2 separate regions of the Homo sapiens genome follow, and region 2 is linked to region 1. A link is an interaction called in ENCODE POLR2A ChIA-PET data of the cell type or tissue named here. Cell type or tissue: PC-3. All regions are shown on one strand. Links, peaks and the distances in the headings refer to the core of each region. The heading gives the core; the rest is flanking DNA.

Region 1 (10,685 bases), core at 1,630-9,629:
GTGTACATAACTGGATTATTAAAACCAAAACAAGCCATAAATATACAGGATGCAGCTTTTACGGAAAAGGTAATTTGAGTGATTGAAATGAGATACTATGTTAATCATTTGAAATAATGGAAAAGTATTCCAGAGGATACAGAGTAGATTTTTAGTCATCAGAACAGTAGCTGAATTTTAAGATATGTTCATAAAAGAAAGCAGAGAGTGGTTGAGAGTTCAGGGCCTAGAAGCCACTCAATTTTAAATTAGATTATTAGCTCAGCCTGCAAAGTTGTATGATGTTAGACAAGTTCTTTAACCGTCTAAGCCTCAGTTTCTTCATTTGTAAACAGGATGTAATAGTGCCTACTACATTGGGTGGTTATGAGTATGAGATGAGTTATGTATCTAAAATGATTAATTTCTTGCACATAATAATTACTTAATAAATGCCAGGTGCCACTGTTATTGTTTTGAGCTATTCTGTTCACTCACTATATTTGATGTGGCACTCTCACACTTGATCTTAGCCAAAAGGCCAAGAAGCAATTGGTGTGGCACTCTCAAATTTCCCCTTTCTTGACCCCTGAAAAGAAAAATATCTATTCTTAGAGTGGAGAAGTAACAGTATTATTGGAGGTAGGAAAATATTTAGGAGGCTGGTTGGATAAATGCCTTCATGTTTCTTCATGCGAATTTTTTGGCATTGTCTATGTATTGCGAGTAATAGCTATGTGGCATGGAAGTGTATGAAAAACAAATGGGAAAGAGCCAGTGTTCTTATGCCATGTAATATCCTATAGAATGGAAAAACAAGCACAGACAAATTAAATTTGTAAGCATTGCATCAGTATTCTACTTGGCACTTTATAGTAGGTTTAGAAGTAACATTACTGGGAGCGTGTCATATAAAGAAAGGTAAATGGATACTTTTTCCATTAATTTAACCTAATAAACAAATGACATGGTGGTTAAAATGGAAGCGTACTTTGCTTCTCATCAAATTCATTTGTTTATAGGTACTTCATAATTTCTAGCTGTTTGCCTTCCTTACATTATTCAGCACAGACCTGGTCTTTTGCAGAAGTCAGACTATGATTGGATATTTGTGTTCTTTTAGCTAATGATTGGTATTGCCAGAATAATCTTTACTAGTTGTCCTGGACATCTGTGAGGCATCTGAGTTGTTTTTTAGGTGGTTGCAATTGGATGACTCTTAGTGCAAATATTTGGCATATCCTTTCCAGTGACGCCCAATCTGCCTGCTTTGTTCATACTTGTAGGGTTTTAATACAAGCTACAAAAGGCAAACCTCAGCTAGCAAACGAATGGCTTTAGGCTAGATTCTTTTGAATAGTTATCAGCATATTATTTGCTGTGTGTTGCATATGCATGTTGAAGCATATTTAAGGAGCCACTAAAAGCTGTAATATTCAGCTGCCACTTTTCACCGTTAGAAGTAGAGCTTTTTCCAGACCTCCTACCTTTTAGTCTACTTTGAAAGGTGAAAGAAAGAACATCGTTTCAGGAATAAAAATGCACAGTAGTAGTTATAGTTACCGTAGCAGTGATTCTGTGTTTAGTAACACTACCAGCACTCGAACCAGTCTTGATTCAAATGAAAATCTTCTCTTGGTTCATTGTGGTCCAACACTGATCAACTCTTGCATTAGCTTCGGCAGTGAATCCTTTGATGGACACAGGTATTGAATCATTGGTGTGGGATTGTGTTTTACTTTTTGATGGGCAGCACTTTTCAGGAATGGTGAGCTCTTTGACTTCAAAGGGAGAAGCTTTATTTTATTTTGTCTCATCTTTTAGGTTAGAAATGTTGCAACAGATTGCCAACAGAGTTCAGAGGGACAGTGTCATCTGTGAAGACAAACTGATTCTTGCTGGAAATGCTCTTCAGTCTGTAAGTTAATTTTAGGAGCCATTGGGGTTGTGGTAGAGGAGTCACTGTGCGTTTGGATGAACTAAAACTTTTACATAATGTTTGGTTGATTCTTCGTAATACTCTCCACTGAAACTTAAAGTTTGTTAAAGATTATGATTGGTGTTTGCTCTCTTGAGAGACAAGAAGAGGGAAAACATATTTTTGAACCAACAAGGAAAACTAAAGAAAGCCCAAGTAGGCTTCTGTTCCAATATTTGATGTTTTATATTTCAGGTTGTTTTGAAACTTGTTTCACAGAATTAATACTGAGTTCTTTTAAAATACAGGATTCTAAAAGATTAGAATCAGGAGTGCAGTTTCAGAATGAAGCAGAAATTGCTGGGTATATACTTGAATGTGAGAACCTTTTACGCCAGCATGTAATTGATGTACAGATTCTTATTGATGGAAAATACTACCAGGCAGATCAATTGGTACAGAGGTAAGAGTGCTACTTATTCTTTCTCTGTCCTTTTTTTGTGTAACTGTTTCATGGGCATTTGAAATAGGAATGTAGAGTATGAAAATTTTATGAAATATATTTCTTTGCTGTTTTTTAGTTGAAAATGTGTGTCACATTTTTATATATTTTGGTGTTTAAGTAGGTACTTGTCTTTTAAAGATTAGCAATAGAAAAAATATTTTATGGTGCGTATAATACTGCTGCAGTAACTAACTCGTTAAAATGAATACCCTAGATATAGATGTAAGTTACATGCATACATTTACATACATTTAAAGTATTCATGGGATGTTTGAAAGAGAAAAAAATCTAAGAAAAGTGTCTGTTTTTTGTTCTTTGAGATGCAGTTTTGCTCTCTCACCCAGGCTGGAGTGCAGTGGTGTGATCTCGGCTCACTGCAGCCTCTGCCTCCTGGGTTCAGGCGATTCTCATGTCTCAGCCTCCCTAGTAGCTGGGATTACAGGCACCCGCCACCACACCTGGCTAATTTTTTGTATTTTTAGTGGAGGCAGGGTTTTGCCATGTTTGCCAGGCTGGTCTTGTACTCCTGACCTTAAGTGATCCACCTGCCTCAGCCTCCCAAAATGCTGTGATTATAGGCATGAGCCACCATGCCTGGCCAAAAAGTGTCATTTTTAATTCAGCTTTTTAGTTTTCTGTTTATCCTATTATGAAAATGTTCATAACAAAATCTTGAAAGAAAATACGTGTATAAAAACCTTTATCACTGAGAAGTGTGTGTATGGGGGTAAGTATGGAATATTTCAGGCTATAACCTCTCTCTCTCTCTCTCTCTCTCTCTCTCTCTCTGTGCATAAATATGTAAATGCAAAAATTTTAAATGATCCTTTGACTCAGTAATTTCACCTTTAGGAATCTATAGTAATTCTAAATATGAAAAATATATACATAAATGTAAAAATGATCATATTATGCTATAGTAATTGTATTCATTATAAATCATAGTTATAAAGACAAATAAGATTGAAAGTCCTCATAGTACAATGCTCATTGAAAAAAATCATGATGCAAAATTTTAGCAATGTGATTTCAATTGCCTCCTCATTTTGCTTGTTTGTATTTTTGAGCCGTTTAGGCATACTGAAAAATTGAGTGAAAAATACAGAGTTCCCATATGCTCCCTTATACCTCCCTCTTCCCCTGTTATTTACATCTTGCATTAGTGTGGCACATTTGCTAAAACTGATAAGCCAACATTGATACATCATTATTAACTAAAACCTATAATTAACATTAGAGTTCACTCTTTGTTACAAGTGCCTTTATATTTCACCTTATCCCTTTGGATTTTCTTTTCAGGGTTGCAAAACTGCGTGACGAAATTATGGCCTTAAGGAACGAATGTTCTTCTGTGTACAGCAAAGGACGCATACTGACAACAGAACAGACAAAGCTCATGATATCAGGAATCACTCAAAGTTTAAACTCAGGATTTGCACAGACCTTACACCCTAGTCTGACCTCAGGGCTGACCCAGAGTTTAACACCTTCCCTAACCTCTTCTAGTATGACTTCTGGCCTGTCATCAGGGATGACTTCCCGCCTGACTCCATCTGTCACTCCAGCTTATACACCTGGTTTCCCATCAGGATTAGTTCCAAATTTCAGTTCAGGAGTAGAGCCAAATTCATTGCAAACTTTGAAGTTGATGCAGATCCGAAAACCCCTTCTAAAGTCTTCTTTGCTGGATCAAAATTTAACAGAAGAAGAAATCAATATGAAATTTGTTCAGGATCTTTTGAATTGGGTTGATGAGATGCAGGTAAAAAAATGTTTACTTTACCTGAGTGTTTCAGTCTTTATTGTTATCAATTTCTTTTTTAAACTTAGTATTTTACTGTCTGAAGGTACAACTGGACCGCACTGAGTGGGGCTCAGATTTGCCAAGTGTTGAAAGCCATTTAGAAAATCATAAAAATGTTCATAGAGCTATTGAAGAATTTGAATCTAGTCTCAAAGAAGCTAAAATCAGTGAGGTATGTGAATTTAAAATTTGTATATATTTCATTTTAGTTTACTCTTGTTTTGCTTTTTACATGAAGACCCTGTAAATCAATAATAGATACATTAAGTGTGAGTCAGAATTCCTTCAGATTCCTGACTGGAGTGTCTTTTTAATCTCATGTTATAGATTCAAATGACAGCACCTCTTAAACTGACTTATGCAGAAAAGTTGCACAGATTAGAGAGTCAGTATGCAAAACTCTTGGTAAGTTTTTTTTTTTAAACCTTCTGTTTCCCTTATCTATATTTGGCAAAAACATGATTCTTATGATGATTTTCCTTACTAAAGAATACATCCAGGAATCAAGAACGGCACCTTGATACACTCCATAATTTTGTAAGTCGTGCGACTAATGAACTTATTTGGTTGAATGAAAAAGAAGAGGAGGAAGTTGCTTATGACTGGAGTGAGAGAAACACCAACATAGCTAGGAAAAAAGATTATCATGCTGTAAGTACACCCTTTGTACTTGCATACTAGGGTTGCATTTTAGGTTTATATATTTTTCTAACACACTTCTTAATTATTTCTTGAAGGAATTAATGAGAGAACTTGATCAAAAGGAAGAAAATATTAAATCAGTTCAGGAGATAGCAGAGCAGCTACTTCTAGAAAATCATCCAGCCCGGTTAACTATTGAGGTAAAGCTGGAAAGTGTAATGGTGTTGGTTGAATATTGATATGATTATTTCCCTTCAGATTCTTTTATTGCTGAGAAGTTGAAAATTACAAGCCATCTAACTTTTATTAAAACCTGGCTCAGAAATGTTTCTGACAAATTGTACTGATTGCCTTCAGTTCTCTGGCTCTAAGTATGTCACCCATCACTTAGAATAAAAGTACCCTTGTCAGCCTCTGTGGCTGAGAAGATGTATTGCTGTAAATATGAAGTACCTTCTCTGTGTAAGCATTGCCATATTATTTATTTCTGATTGTGTAACATTGCACAAGTGACATAGTATTGCCAAGCCTCATTTTCCTACCAAGAATGGGAGAGATTACCTCTAATCCATAGAGTTGTGATGAGAATAAGAAGGAAATAATTTACTCTTACTGCTTAGTATAGTTTTTGGTACATTATTTGTTCTCAAAAAAATACCAGCTGTTATGATTCAATTTAATACTTTTATTTATGCTCTGGTTTTGTGAGGTGTATTGGGACAGCATCCTGACAAGGCTTTATAATGTGCAGTGAACATTTCAAATTCAGAAGTGGAAAATTGAGATGGGATTTATCAGGTTGCCTATGCAGTTGGGACAATGTTTTAAATTGTATATTAGACAGAGTTAGTGACTTTCTGAATGGAGAATAGGGGGATTATGTAAGAAAGTAGGGATTGTCACACATGGGCAGTCAGATGTGATATTTTGCCAGAGGAAAAAAAATGATGCTGGTCCTGAAAGTTGTCATGCTTCAAACTCACAATTGAGGAAAGGAATCTGATAGATTCACTGAAATCATAATAACTCAAAAGATTAGTACAATTCTAGGCTCATCAGGAAGTTTTAGGGATGTTATGTATGATCTTTTATATAAAATACGGTTTTGTGTCTACATGAAATGTCACATATGAATGTTAAAAACGTAGAAGAGTAGGGAATCTTTAGGGAAAGGAGAGTAATGGAGGGCCTGGGATGTGGTTTTGTACACTAATACACTAAAAAGAGTATTTCTTAGGGTGGAGAGATGAAAACTGTTAGGAAATACTATTATGGGCCAAGAATTTTGATGGGAATGGAACATGTGAATGTCACTCTGATCACTTTTATGTAAAAATTATAATTTAATTAATAAAAAATTTCTTAAGAAGTAAAATGAAACCTTAGTCATCTTTATGATCCCATCGGCCTGTCCTGTGTCTTGTTTGGGTACATGGATAATATTTAGTTAATTATCAATACTGTTTCATATTTTATATGAAAAAAATATGATACATCTTTTATAGCCAATTTACTGAAAGTAGCTTAATTTGAGGTAGAATATGATCATGATATGTTGCCAGATATTCAATGCTGCATCATACATTCCATTCGGAAGTCCTGCCTAAGTATAGCTCAGCAGGAATGAACTTTTCCAAAAGGAGGGAAAATGACAGGCTTACTTAAAATAGTCATTAAAGCATCTCGAGTGCCCTCTTCTGGAAATCAATGAATTGCACCTTAAATAGAAAAGAGTATTTCATGTTTCCTTGAGGAAGGAGGTATCCTTTGTACAATATTGTTTACCCTCATGAAAGATACACTCTCTATTAAATTAGAAGTTCAAGAAACACATTTTTAAAATAAAAATTCCTAGTATTATCATCATTATAATTCCAGAATTACACCAATTTGGGAGTACACACATTTTCTTTTCCACCCTCCCCAAACCTCATCCCAGCAAAAACAAAGAGAAACCGACATAACCATATATTTCTGTGTTAGAAGGTATATTTTATGATCTAGCACCGTAAAAATTCAGAGAAAGGAGAGATGAATGTGCCACGAAAGAAAACATATCGGAGGATTCCACAAAGCAGATGTAAGAGTTGGTGGCAAAGGAGTCAAGTGTTGGTTTTGTAAACAGGAGGGATAGCTTGCATTTATTTTAGTTTTTAAATATTTTTTCCCGTAGCCAGAGATAATTTTTTTCTTATATTTTAATAAGAAATTTCAAGAAGTTTAAAATTGAAAAGAAATCAACTGGAGTGGTTTAAGAATTTATATTTAAACTTTAGGACTGACTTTGTACAAGTGAGAAGTCTTAGATAAGAGGAAAATTTTACTGCCCTGATTTTCTTGTTTTTTTTTTGTTTGTTTGTTTGTTTTTGTTTTTTGAGGTGGAGTTTCACTCTTGTTCCCCAGGCTGGAGTGCGATGGCGCAATTTTGGCTCACTGTAACCTCCGCCTCCTGGGTTCAAGCAATTCTCCTGCCTTGGCCTCCTGAGTAGCTGGGATCACAGGCGCGTGCCACCATACCTGGCTAATTTTTGTATTTTTTAGTGGAGATGGGGTTTCACCATGTTGGCCAGGCTGGTCTTGAACTCCTGACCTCAGGTGATCTGCCTGCCTTGGCCTCCCAAAGTGTTGGGACTACAGGCGTGAGCCACCATGCCCAGCCACTGCCCTAATTTCCAAGTCTTATTCTGCCAAAACAATTGGTCATCTATTTAGATAGTAGAGTTAGCATTTAGAAGCATCGATATCAAAAGGTATGTGTGCCTTATTTCTCCCCAGTCAGTTATGATGGCTCTGTTTTATCTTTAAGGCCTACAGAGCGGCAATGCAGACGCAGTGGAGCTGGATCTTACAGCTCTGCCAGTGTGTGGAGCAGCACATAAAGGAGAACACAGCGTATTTCGAGGTATGTGAGTAGAATCATAACTTCAATAGATGGTATTGTGATTTTGGCTAACTTGCAGGAATCTTTTTCATAATTTATTGTTAGGATAACAATGTGTTTCTGTGTATATATATACACACATATATATATACACATATATGTGTGTATATATATACACACATACGTATACACATATATGTGTGTATATATATACACACACATATATATACACATACATATACATATATACACATATATACACACACTGTTATATATGTATATATGTATATGTGTGTGTGTGTGTGTGTTTGTGTGTGTGTGTATATATATATATATATATATGTGAATTGTTTTCTTTGTAGGCCGAAAGAGTTGGTTTTATGTCCTATGAGATAGATTGAAGTATTCTGTTAATGCAGGAATCCTTTAAAAATTCTTAAGATATCATAAAATCTTTATTCTATTCTACAAATGTGTCTCTTATTTAGGAACTGTTTTCATATAGAGAATCAACCATCTATAACCATTTAACTTCTAAAACCATAGAAGTTTTTAAGTATTCTTGGAATTTCACTCCTACTTAAAAATTGTTTAAATCCTAATTTAAAATGGACCTTCAGCCAAAATAATAGAGAGCCAAAACATCATATAAGCTTTGGACACTTAGTATGTTCATTCATAACTATTCAACTTCAAGGGTTATTCTTTGGTCCAAGGAAAGATGTGACTATTAAGCTATCTTGTGCTTTTATTCTCTTCTCACTTATGAGGGGTACACATAGGACCTTGGTATTGGAGTGTGACAACTGTGTGCTTTGCTGGTATTTAACATACTTTAACTTCCAGGTTTCATCTTTCCTTAGTTTTTCAATGATGCCAAAGAAGCTACTGATTACTTAAGGAATCTAAAAGATGCCATTCAGCGGAAGTACAGCTGTGATAGATCAAGCAGCATTCACAAGCTAGAAGACCTTGTTCAGGAATCAATGGTACTAATACAAAACCTATGCATTTTATAAGTATGCATAAGTGATTAGATTAGTGTTTTATATGAGCAGAACTTTGTATTTTATTGGCACTCTTGATATTTCCCACTAATTCAATTACACATTTGCACATTCAGTTTTAGTATTCTTTTGGCAACAAATACAACAGAAGTGTTTTTTTAATGTGATAGCTTTGATATTTTAAGATGGTTTTTAGTGTCGTGTGTGTGTGTGTGCACGTGTGTGTTTAGTTATTCATTTTGCAAATACTTTTTAAGTTCTTAATATATCCTGGGCACTGTTTTAGGTTCTAGAGCTACAGCAGTGAACAAAGCAGACAAGAATCTCTACCTTTGTGGTGCTTACATGCTAGAGAGGGAGTTAGACAATAAACAGAATAAATAAGTAAAATTTGTATAGTATGTTAGGTAGTGTAAATGCCAAAGAGGAAAAAGAAAACCAAACAAACCAAAGAAAGGAAGAGGGATACAAGATGGGGTGGAGGAGGAAAGATTGAAAATTTAGACTAGGTAGTCAGAGAGAAGACTTTTCTGATGAAGTTTAATTTGTGTAAAGTGCTGAAGGCATGGAGAGTACAAGTCTTTTACTTCTTAAAATTCACTGTATTTATTACTTAGGAAGAGAAAGAAGAACTTCTGCAGTACAAAAGCACTATAGCAAACCTAATGGGAAAAGCAAAAACAATAATTCAACTGAAGCCAAGGAATTCTGACTGTCCACTCAAAACTTCTATTCCGATCAAAGCTATCTGTGACTACAGACAAATTGAGGTACTTGTAACTCCTAGAAACAGACCAGTTTCTGTCATTATTCATATATTTTGTAAATGAGATCATATTGCTAACTAGTGATCAAGATTTCCCGCCTCATAAAACAAAAAAAATCCCAGGATTGAGTATGGAAAACAGTTAACAGTGACCTCATTGAGTTATTCTGCTCTTTATTTTAAACCAGATAACCATTTACAAAGACGATGAATGTGTTTTGGCGAATAACTCTCATCGTGCTAAATGGAAGGTCATTAGTCCTACTGGGAATGAGGCTATGGTCCCATCTGTGTGCTTCACCGTTCCTCCACCAAACAAAGAAGCGGTGGACCTTGCCAACAGGTTTGTATATATTAGCTAAAAATGTTGAGCTAGTTTTGGGGGCCCTCTGAAGGTTGAAGGAACAATCAATACTTTGTCAAGGCCCCACAGGATCAAAAGTCTCTAGAACTCATCCGTGGAATATTTCACACAAAAAGAAAAATTGCAGTGTGTTTTCAGAGGGAGTAAAAACATTAATCTGAGTTCTCTTTCATGTATTTCAGAATTGAGCAACAGTATCAGAATGTCCTGACTCTTTGGCATGAGTCTCACATAAACATGAAGAGTGTAGTATCCTGGCATTATCTCATCAATGAAATTGATAGAATTCGAGCTAGCAATGTGGCTTCAGTAAGTATGAATCTGTATGTCAACTCGATATGTCCAAAAATGTGCATGCCTTTTCATATGTGTCGTAGAGTTTGTATTTGCTTTAGAATAGGATGGAGTCCGGCAAATCCATGCTAATATTCATTTATTCAATGAATATTTGTTATATGCCCATAGCATATAAGGCACTTTTTAAGAACTGAGGAAATCTGGAGATCACAAATTTCATTCAGAACTTACTGTGAGATAGGGAGGCAGAATGTAGTTGTTGGATATACGATGATGGGTACAGTTGATTTCATTTGAGTTTCGTAGACTTGTTTTTCTTTGTCGTTAAAACCTAAAATTGTTGGCTGGGCGCGGTGGCTCACGCCTGTAATCCCAGGACTTTGGGAGGCCGAGGCAGGTGGATCACCTAAGAGGTCTGGAGTTCGAGACCAGCCTGACCAACGTGGAGAAACCCTGTCTCTACTAAAAATACAAAACTAGCCAGGTGTGGTGGTGCATGCCTGTAATCTTAGCTACTCGGGA
Region 2 (10,685 bases), core at 1,191-9,190, 250 kb before region 1:
CAAACCATATCAGCCACTATGGAAAACAGTGTGGAGATTCCTTAAAGAACTAAAAGTAGGCTCTCCCGTCTCCCTCTCCCTCTCCCGTCTCCCTCTCCCTCTCCCGTCTCCCTCTCCCTCTCCCGTCTCCCTCTCCCTCTCCCGTCTCCCTCTCCCTCTCCCGTCTCCCTCTCCCTCTCCCGTCTCCCTCTCCCTCTCCCGTCTCCCTCTCCCTCTCATGCCGAGCCAAAGCTGGACGGTACTGCTGCCATCTCGGCTCACTGCAACCTCCCTGCCTGATTCTCCTGCCTCAGCCTGCCGAGTGCCTGCGATTGCAGGCGCGCGCCGCCACGCCTGACTGGTTTTCGTTTTTTTTTGGTGGAGATGGGGTTTCGCTGTGTTGGCCGGGCTGGTCTCCAGCTCCTAACCGCGAGTGATCCGCCAGCCTCGGCCTCCCGAGGTGCCGGGATTGCAGATGGAGTCTCGTTCACTCAGTGCTCAATGGTGCCCAGGCTGGAGTGCAGTGGCGTGATCTCGGCTCGCTACAACCACCTCCCAGCCGCCTGCCTTGGCCTCCCAAAGAGCCGAGATTGCAGCCTCTGCCCGGCCGCCACCCCGTCTGGGAAGTGAGGAGCGTCTCTGCTTGGCCACCCATCGTCTGGGATGTGAGGAGCCCCTCTGCCTGGCTGCCCAGTGTGGAAAGTGAGGAGCGTCTCTGCCCGGCCGCCATCCCATCTAGGAAGCGAGAAGCGCCTCTTCCCCGCCGCCATCCCATCTAGGAAGTGAGGAGCGTCTCTGCCCGGCCGCCCATCGTCTGAGATGTGGGGAGCACCTCTGCCCCACCGCCCTGTCTGGGATGTGAGGAGCGCCTCTGCTGGGCCGCAACCCTGTCTGGGAGGTGAGGAGTGTCTCTGCCCGGCCGCTCCGTCTGAGAAGTGAGGAAACCCTCTGCCTGGCAACCGCCCCGTCTGAGAAGTGAGGAGCCCCTCCGTCTGGCAACCACCCCGTCTGGGAAGTGAGGAGCGTCTCCGCCCGGCAGCCACCCCGTCCGGGAGGGAGGTGGGGGGGGTCAGCCCCCCGCCCGGCCAGCCTCCCCGTCCGGGAGGTGAGGGGCTCCTCTGCCCGGCCGCCCCTACTGGGAAGTGAGGAGCCCCTCTGCCCGGCCAGTCGCCCCGTCCAGGAGGGAGGTGGGGGGTCAACCCCCCGCCCGGCCAGCCGCCCAGTCCGGGAGGGAGGTAGGGGGGTCAGCCCCCCGCCTGGCCAGCCGCCCCGTCCGGGAGGTGAGGGGCGCCTCTGCCCGGCCGCCCCTACTGGGAAGTGAGGAGCCCCTCTGCCCGGCCAGCCGCCCCGCCCAGGAGGGAGGTGGGGGGGTCAGCCCCCCGCCTGGCCAGCCGCCCCATCCGGGAGGGAGGTGGGGGGGTCAGCCCCCCGCCCGGCCAGCCGCCTCGTCCGGGAGGGGGGAGGGGGGGTCAGCCCCCTGCCCGGCCAGCCGCCCCGTCCGGGAGGGAGGTGGGGGGGGTCAGCCCCCCGCCCGGCCAGCCGCCCCGTCCGGGAGGGAGGTGGGGGGATCAGCCCCATGCCTGGCCAGCCGCCCCGTCCGGGAGGTGAGGGGCGCCTCTGCCCGGCCGCCCCTACTGGGAAGTGAGGACCCCTCTGCCCGGCCAGCCGCCCCGTCCAGGAGGGAGGTGGGGGGGGTCAGCCCCCCGCCCGGCCAGCCGCCCCGTCCGGGAGGGAGGTGGGGGGATCAGCCCCCTGCCTGGCCAGCCGCCCCGTCCGGGAGGTGAGGGGCGCCTCTGCCCGGCCGCCCCTACTGGGAAGTGAGGACCCCTCTGCCCGGCCAGCCGCCCCGTCCGGGAGGGAGGTGGGGGGAACAGCCCCCCTGCCCGGCCAGCCGCCCTATCCAGGAGGTGAGGGGCGCCTCTGCCCGGCCGCCCCTACTGGGAAGTGAGGAGCCCCTCTGCCTGGCCAGCCGCCCCGTCCGGGAGGGCGGTGGGGGGGTCAGCCCCCCGCCCGGCCAGCCGCCCCATCTGGGAGGTGAGGGGCACTTCTGCCGGGCCGCCCCTACTGGGAAGTGAGGAGCCCCTCTGCCCGGCCACGACCCCGTCTGGGAGGTGTGCCCAGCGGCTCATTGGGGATGGGCCATGATGACAATGGCGGTTTTGTGGAATAGAAAGGCGGGAAGGGTGGGGAAAAAATTGAGAAATCGGATGGTTGCTGGGTCTGTGTGGATAGAAGTAGACATGGGAGACTTTTCATTTTGTTCTGTACTAAGAAAAATTCTTCTGCCTTGGGATCCTGTTGATCTGTGACCTTATCCCCAACCCTGTGCTCTCTGAGACATGTGCTGTGTCCACTCAGGGTTAGATGGATTAAGGGCGGTGCAAGATGTGCTTTGTTGAACAGATGCTTGAGGGCAGCATGCTCGTTGAGAGTCATCACCACTCCCTAATCTTAAGTACCCAGGGACACAAACGCTGCGGAAGGCCGCAGGGTCCTCTGCCTAGGAAAACCAGAGACCTTTGTTCACTTGTTTATCTGCTGACCTTCCCTCCACTATTGTCCTATGACCCTGCCAAATCCCCCTCTGCGAGAAACACCCAAGAATGATCAATAAAAATAAAAAATAAAAAATAAAAAAAAATAAAAAAAAAAAAAAAAAAAAAAAAAGAACTAAAAGTAGGACTACCATTTGATCCAGCAATCCCACTACTGGGTATCTACCCAGAGGAAAAGAAGTCATTATATGAAAAATATACTTGTACACGTGTGTTTATAGCAGTACAATTCACAATTCCAAAATTGTGGGACCAACCCAAATGCCCATCAATCAACGAGTGGATAAAGAAACTGTGGTGTATCTATACGATGGAATACTACTCAGCCATAAAAAGGAATGAATTAACAGAATTTGCAGTGACCTGGATGAGATTGGAGACTATTATTCTAAGTGAAGTAACTCAGGAATGGAAAACCAAACATCATATGTTCTCACTGACATGTGGGAGCTAAGCTATGAGGACTCAAAGTCGTAAGAATGATAAAATGGACTGTGGGGACTTGGGAGGAAGAGTATGAGGAGGGCGAGGGATAAAAGCCAACAGTATGGTACAATGTATACTGCTTGGGTGATGGGTGCACCAAAATCTCACAAATCACCACTAAAGAACTTACTCATGTAACCAAATACCACCTGTACCTCAATAACTTCTGGAAAAATAAAAAATAAATAAAGTGATAACAATAGCTACCATATAGAGTCATGAGGATGAACTGAGCTGACATATGGAAAGACCTGCATAGAATAAACAATAAATAGTAGTTTCTTCCTTTTATTCCTCCTCCCCTAGACCATGAATTCTTTGAGGCCCATATCAAGGGTTCTAGAATATCTCCTGGCATCTGGCGTTTGGCATTTGGCATCTGAGTGAATACTATTGACTGAGTGAATGATATATGAAAGATAGCTAATGATGACTGGTACAATTAGTAAGCATTATAGGAATTCAGAGAACAAAGAGGGGACCCCCACCCCTAAATAGGTTGGTTAAGGCATAATTACTTTATGGAAAAGTTGGGATTGAGTTGGGCTTTAAAATATGGGTAGTGCTGGGCGTGGCGGCTCACACCTGGAATCCCAGTACTTTGGGAGGCTGAGGTGGGAGGATCACTTGAGCTCAAGAGTTTGAAACCAGCCTGGGCAACATAGGGAGACCCTATCTCTACTAAAAATTAAAAACAAATTAGCCAGTCATGGTGGTGCACGCCTGTAGTCCCAGCTACTTGAGAGGCTGAGGTGGGAGAATCACTTGAGCCCGGAGTTCCAGGCTGCAGTAAGCCATGATCATGCTGCTGTACTCCAGCCTGAGTGACAGAGCAAGACACTGTCTGAAAAAAAAAAAAAAAAAAAGGGATAGGAATTGGCTGGGTAGCAGATGCTGGGTCCGGGAAGTGGAGTAAGCAAAAGTGCTGAGAACTGACTGGATGTGGGGATTTATATGAGAGAAATACAAGATAAAGCTGGAAAAAATAGTTAGGGGCCAACATACATTTCAGACAACCACTGGTTTAAGCTTTCTTTTCTGTGCTTCTGAAGACACTGTAATAGGTGAGTAGTGTGATCATAGCATGATTTTAGGAGGATTAAACATGTGCAGGGTACATCAGGAGAGCAGGACAGTTAGGTAGCTGTGGCAGCCTAGCAGTGAGGTGATTAGGGCCTGAATTTGGGCCTAACCCATGGTGTTCTGCTGACATCTGCTGATGACTGCTGGTGGGGAATCTGAGGATGGCCTCACCCTCTCTCCTGAAGGATCTGTTGGAAGAGAGGGAGATTAGAGGGCAGCAAATAGCAGTGGAGATTACTCAGTTGCATGGGCAAAAAACCATTCTGAGGAGTGTTTTTTTTTGAGACGGAGTCTTGCTCTCTTGCCCAGGCTGGAGTGCAGTGGTGCGATCTCAGCTCACTGCAAGCTCCACCGAGGAGTTTTCTTTTTTTTGAGACAGGGTTTTGCTCTGTCACCCAGGCTGGAGTGCAGTCGCGCAATCACGGCTCACTGCAGCCTCAACCTCTTGGGCTCAACCTTCCCATCTCAGCCTCCTGAGTAGCTTAGACTATAGGCAGGTGCCAGCATGCCTGGCTAATTTTTTTTTTTTTTTTTTTTTTTGAGACGGAGTCTCACTCTGTCGCCCAGGCTGGAGTGCAGTGGCTCAATCTCGGCTCACTGCAAGCTCCACCTCCCGGTTCACGCCATTCTCCTGCCTCAGCCTTCTGGGTAGCTGGGACTACAGGTGCCCGCTACCACGCCTCATGCCTGGCTAATTTTAACTTTTTTTTTGTAGAGGTGGAGTCTGTCTGTGTTGTCCTGGTTGGTCTTGAACTCCTGGGCTCAAGAGAACACCTCGGCCTCCCAAAGTGCTGGGATTATAGGCATGAGCCACCACATCCAGCTGGGAGAGGTCTTCAGGGTGTCTTACTGCATCTCCTGTCAGTTGTCTGAGAGACTGGACGTTGTCAGAGTTGGTAGTGAGAAGGCTGTTGGCTCCTTGTCTCACACAATTCCTGTGCAGGCTTCTAGAACCTTTTGGCCTCTGCCGACATTTCCCTGCTTTTAATGCCATATATGAGCTTGAACTGAGGCTTTGTGTCCTCTTCTGGATTTGGTTAGGTGCAGCCAGTAGTGCCTGCTAGAGCCACCCTATTCAACATGCGTCTAAAGCCTGTGTCTTTTCTAAACGTACACATTTGGAGAAAATCAGTGTTATGACGTGTTGCCATGAAAGCAACTCTGATTATAGCTTGGAGATGGAGTAAAAATAAATCAGTTATGGTGATTCAGGATTACTTGAATGACTTTATATGAAGCACTCAAGGCATTTCTAGTGGCAATCTAAATAAGAAATAGGCCCATGAGTGAGAAAGACTGAAAACAGAAGTAACTGCAAAGGAGATGAGTCAGAAAGCGTGACTGTGCAGTTTTAGCTACTTTCAGTCAGACCATCCTCTTGAAGTGTTATGTGAAATGCAAATACTTTAGCATCCTTAGCTGTTTTAACCTATTTACTTATTCTGGATTTGTAAGCTATATGCAAATATACCTATAAGAATTTGTAATGGGGATCACTAATAAAAACTTAATAATATCTAGATTTTTTATTTTACTCCTTGTTTTAGATGTTTCTAAAAGTGGATAAACTAAAAATTTATCCTGATTTCCTCTCAGTACATATGTATTTGGATTTATACTGTATATTAAGATATGTCACTAGGATGCTTAGGAATTTTTTTTACCATCTTGAAACAGAAAAGATAATTAGATCCAGATCTCCATTTATTCCTTAGTATTTTCACATTACAAAGCATTTTGTTTTGTTTCTGAATCCCAGGATTTTTAAACATCATCATCATCATCATAAGAACTCTTGCATTACTGCATGTTTACCTCATTGACAATACATGGGCATTGTTCTCTGCACTCTTCTCTGTTTTTCTCTCATTTTATCTTCTCAGCGATTCTCTGGAGTCGGTGCTCACTTTCCAGGGAGGAAATGTGTCAAGGTCATACAGCTGGTAGATCATGGAGTTAACATTTAAACCTAGGCACTCTTGGCTTGAGCCGTTTTTGAGTAAGGAATGGAGAACTCCCCATGATTACAATTCTAGTGCTAGACATTTATCCTCATCAGCCTTCCTGAAGTATTTTAATTACTTTGAGTCTCATTTTTCTAACTGCATAGATGGTAGATATGGATGAAATCTTTGTGTTTTTAAACTATTACATCAATTAAAACCTATCTTTAAAATGGTATTGAAAACCATAGGTAAACCTCAAACATCATTTTTGCCATCATTTTATTGGCAAAATTGGCCCCCTCTTTCTGTGGCAGGGCACCTAGGAGGTAGCAAGAAGTAAGCAAGAGTAATTTTGCCCTACTGCCTGCTCACATGAACCTGTTAATGTACAACTTTCAGACCCAAAAAGTATTTATGTGTTTGAGATTGGGGGTGGGTATGGGGAAATAACAGTTTTAGAGCATCAGGAAATAATCAAACATACTGACTCTACTCCTGTTACATTTCACTGATTCCAGTTTTTTGCACACTGCAACAGCATTGCCTGCATTTCCTGGTGACTTAGAATCTTTGAGACTTTCTCACTGAGCTGAAAAAGTATAATTAAAAATTGCTAGTGTTCCCAGGTTATTGCCAAAGCTGCAGCTTGTTCTCCCTGCTGGCAAAATCTTAGCCTCTGAGCACCTGTTTTCTTACTTTTGGGCTCCCACCACCATCAAGCAATGGGATTTTTGAACCTGACAGTTTTGACTGAGGAGTTGGAGGACATATGGGCCTAACACAGGTGATTGGGTGATCCTCTTTTCTGAAATGGTAAGCACAAAGGAAGAAGCAGGTTTGGATTGAGGATTGGAAAGAAAATTTTCTGATTTGGATATGTGAAGTTTGAAATAACTATTAGATATTCTTGTGTCTGGATTTCATGGAAGATGTGAGAATTATTTGTACATAGATGTTATTAAATCTATAAGACTGGGTGGGATGACTCCGAAAATGAATTTGATAGAGAAGAGAAGACACTTGAGGTCTGAGCCTTGGAGTCTGCCAGTGATGAGAGTTTGGGAAGAGGACTGAGGATCGCTTATAACTTCCAACTCTTCACTCAGAAATATAAATGCCTTAAGCAGACATGGGTCTAGGTAGCTCTTGACTTTGATTTAAGGCTATTCATTTTAGGCCAAGAAAAGGCCACTCAGGTAGAGACTAGAGAAAATAGCAGGAAATGAAGTCCCAGATGTACTCATTAGATTTTCCCTTCCCTGAACTCTCCCCAACTAAACCACCACTTCCTTGACCTCACCCTTCTTTTCCTTCTGTTGTGGGTTTCTGTTTTTCAGTCTTGGGGAAATTTTCTGTTTTTCTGATTACAGCTTAGGTTTTTGTAAGGCTGCAGTATATTTTGGAACATTATATAGCTTTAATTTGTAATAATTAAATTAACCAGATTTTGTCATATTTGTAGTTGGGAACTTTTTGGAGTGTAGGAAAGACTTAAGCATATATCCTTGATCTCTTGAAAATATAGCAGGGTGTTTCTGTGTTCCTTTCCTGCTTAGATTATTAAAATGGTCTTCCTTTTCCCTTTCCTTTTCAAATATGTAGGACCAGGCAGCTCTATGTGCATAACCTTAGGATATTTCCCCTTTTGTGGAAGGCATAACTGTACAACTCATACCTTACTTTGGCTAATTAACTAGCAAATCCAAAGCTCTTAGAGGAAACATTTGTTTCCTTTTCCCCTTTGGAATTCTGGAGAATGAATTGATTAATAAAGTCAAATTTCTTTTGCTAATTATCTGAAAAGAATTTTTTTGAATGACACCCATTCAATGTACTGAGTCTTTGCTACATATTGCTGTACCTCCCTTTTTAGGTTCATAATTAATAGAATTTTATAAAAGATTTCATTTATGGCCAGGTGTGGTGGTTCACGTCTGTAATCCCAGCACACTGGGAGGCTGAGGCGGGCGGATCACGAGGTCAAGAGATTGAGACCATCCCAGCCAACATGGTGAAACCCGTCTCTACTAAAAATACAAAACTTAGCTGGGCATGGTGGCACGTGCCTGTAGTCTCAGCTACTTGGGAGGCTGAGGCAGGAGAATCGCTTGAACCCGGGAGGCAGAGGTTGCAGTGAGCCGAGATCGCACTGCTGCACTCCAGCCTGGTAACAGAGCGAGACTCCATCTCAAAAAAAAAAAAAAAAGATTTCATTTATTATAGGCTTGCTATAATAAATTACAGTAAGGTATTGGAATAATTAATGCACAGGGGCACAAGAATGTGCAAGGTAGGTAGACTGTATTGAATGAACAGTTTAGTCTCTATAAACAACTCATGAAACCAAGATTAACTTGGTAAAGGGATTCATGTGTTCTGCTTGGAGAAAAATAAGCATGTGTTCATAACTCATGATTCTTTTTTGAGGTCAGTATTTTGACTGAAGCAAGACCTCTTGCCATTCTTTCTATGTCTTTCTTGTATGTGATGACAACCTGTTGTCTTAAATAAAAAAAACCTTAAATTCTTTAATCTCCAAACCAAGGAAACTTAAAGAAAACATTTAGATAGTCACTTACACTTTGAAAATTTTCATGGACAACTATGGATCAAAGGACTGAAAAGAAAGCCCCTTCAAAGATGGTCTAGTTTATTATTTCACCTCTAACCAAAGAAATCCTTAAATTGCTCTGGTAAGATGGGTATAGCTTCCTTTATTTTAAAGGACACAGCCATAGCTTACCTCAGAATTCTGTTTGGAATTTAACAGCCATCTCTGCCTGAAACAACTCCTTGATCTTTGCCCTAAATCCCATGCCTTACAATTTAAGACCATTTCTTATTGTGGTATCCTCTGTGGAGAGGATGAAGCATAGCCACCTGCTACCGTGTCACTCTCAGTCTTTGTGAATCAAAGAATGTTAAAGCTTGAGGGGATCTTAGAGCTCATCTGACTTAACAGTTTTTGTAATGCTAGATTCCTCTCTGCTTCAGTACTTTTAGTGATACAATCTCCTACCATTAAATAGTGCTAATTAGCAGCAAGTTAATTGTACTTGAAAATCAATAAATTGTTTCTTTTCTAGGCTCATGGTTCTATCTCTCTGAACTTTTCTCCTAAGTCTAATTCTTAATTTTTCCAAACATCATTTTTGTTTTACTCTTCTAAACCACCTCCAAGTGAGTGATAAGGGTCTGATTTCTCTCAATATTTTCTGTCTCTCTCTCTTTATTTATTTATTTTAGTTCTGAGATGATGATTGTGTTTCAAAAAAATCAATCTATGGAAATTGAACAAAATTTAGTTTGTGCTTTGGGAGATGAGAATTCAGTTCTAGAAATGACAGTAATGTTTCAGGAATTTTTTTTTTTTTTTTTTTTTTGAGACTGAGTTTCACTCTCATTGCCTAGGCTGGAGTGCAATGGCACGATCTCCGGCTCACCGCAAACTCCACCTCCTGGGTTCAAGCAATTCTCCTGCCTCAGCCTCCCGAGCAGCTGGGATTACAGGCATGTGCCACCACACCCAGCTAATTTTGTATTTTTAGTAGAGACGGGGTTTCTCCATGTTGGTCAGGGTGGTCTCGAACTCCTAACCTCAGGTGATCTGCCCGCCTCGGCCTCCCAAAATGCTGGGATTACAGGCGTGAGCCACCATGCCTGGCTGTTTCAGGAAAATTATAGCTTTGGAGTAGTACTTCGTAGTTAAGTAGCACTTCATACTTTCAAAGACTGCTCATATTCATTATCTCCTGAACAAACACCCTGTGTGTTGGGTATGGCATATATTATTGATCCAGTTTGACAAAACTAAACCTCAGTGAGTAGGTGATTGGCTTAAGTTCATAAGGTCAGTTAGAAGCAGACCTCTCTCATCCTTGCAGTCTGTTGTCTCCTGTGTTTATCCTATGTTTATTTAGTCTTTATCTCTGACAATGCTTAGAGAATTGGGTGAGAACTTCCAGGGAGAAGAATATAGATTCCATTTGACTGGAGGAATTATTCAGTATCCCAATGTGACTCATTCCCAGGGAGTAGCTTTACATCTTTGAGAGTCTGCTCACAGCCTGCATTATCTGTGTTGGCCACCCTAGGCTACCTGTGTATTGGCAAGTCCACTTTGGTCTAATACTATCAAGCCCATGCTGCTCCTCCACACACCCTATTCAATTATGAATTGGTAAATTAGATAATCAACTCTGATACTGGGTAATACCACTGGCTAATCTACATTGACCCTTGCTACATGCAGCTCAGTATTACTAAGATCGATGGGGATCAGACACTGTCTTAGTCCATCTGTGTTGCTATAAGAGAATACCTGAGACTGGGTAATTTATAAATAATAGAAATTTATTTTCTCACTCTTCTGGAACCTAGAAAGTTCAAGACCAAGGCATCAGCAGGTTTGGTATTGGGTGAGGTGTTGTTCCTCAGCGATGACACCTTGTTTCTGCATCCTCACCTGGTGGAAGGCAGAAGGCAAAGACAGCAAGAGAGAGCAAGGGAGCTCTTTGAAGCCTTTTTTGTAGTGGCATTAACCCATTCATGATGGTGAGCCCCCATGACATAATCACTTCCAAAAAGCCCCTCCTCTTAATACTGTCATATTGGGGATTAAATTTCAACACATGAA

The links. Peaks named below come from ENCODE experiments on the same cell type or tissue, not always from the same donor. Only the 100,000 strongest peaks of a DNase experiment are listed, where the experiment ranks them.
Region 2: POLR2A ChIA-PET joins it to region 1 with 10 read pairs; 2 of 35 experiments call an interaction of 5 or more read pairs at or near these places.

What each region holds. Positions count from the first base shown.
Region 1 is chr6:56,633,622-56,644,306 of GRCh38, reverse strand. It overlaps DST (dystonin), which reads left to right. Exons shown (of 104, transcript NM_001374736.1): 16 at 1,804-1,897; 17 at 2,206-2,360; 18 at 3,702-4,164; 19 at 4,250-4,378; 20 at 4,534-4,611; 21 at 4,696-4,857; 22 at 4,944-5,048; 23 at 7,655-7,750; 24 at 8,593-8,718; 25 at 9,354-9,506; 26 at 9,691-9,845; 27 at 10,049-10,175. Among named protein-coding and RNA genes, the nearest start is that of DST-AS1, 210 kb to the left of the region's middle. In PC-3, for the core only: a CTCF peak has its summit at 6,548 (motif pointing left); a DNase peak (open chromatin) is centred at 6,506; H3K4me3 peaks cover 297 bases; H3K27ac peaks cover 627 bases.
Region 2 is chr6:56,885,524-56,896,208 of GRCh38, reverse strand. All of the region lies in intron 3 of DST (dystonin), which reads left to right. Among named protein-coding and RNA genes, the nearest start is that of DST-AS1, 47 kb to the right of the region's middle. RefSeq lists enhancers at 5,450-5,509, 8,492-8,661 and a cis regulatory region at 8,576. In PC-3, for the core only: a CTCF peak has its summit at 4,240 (motif pointing left); a DNase peak (open chromatin) is centred at 5,418; H3K27ac peaks cover 1,587 bases.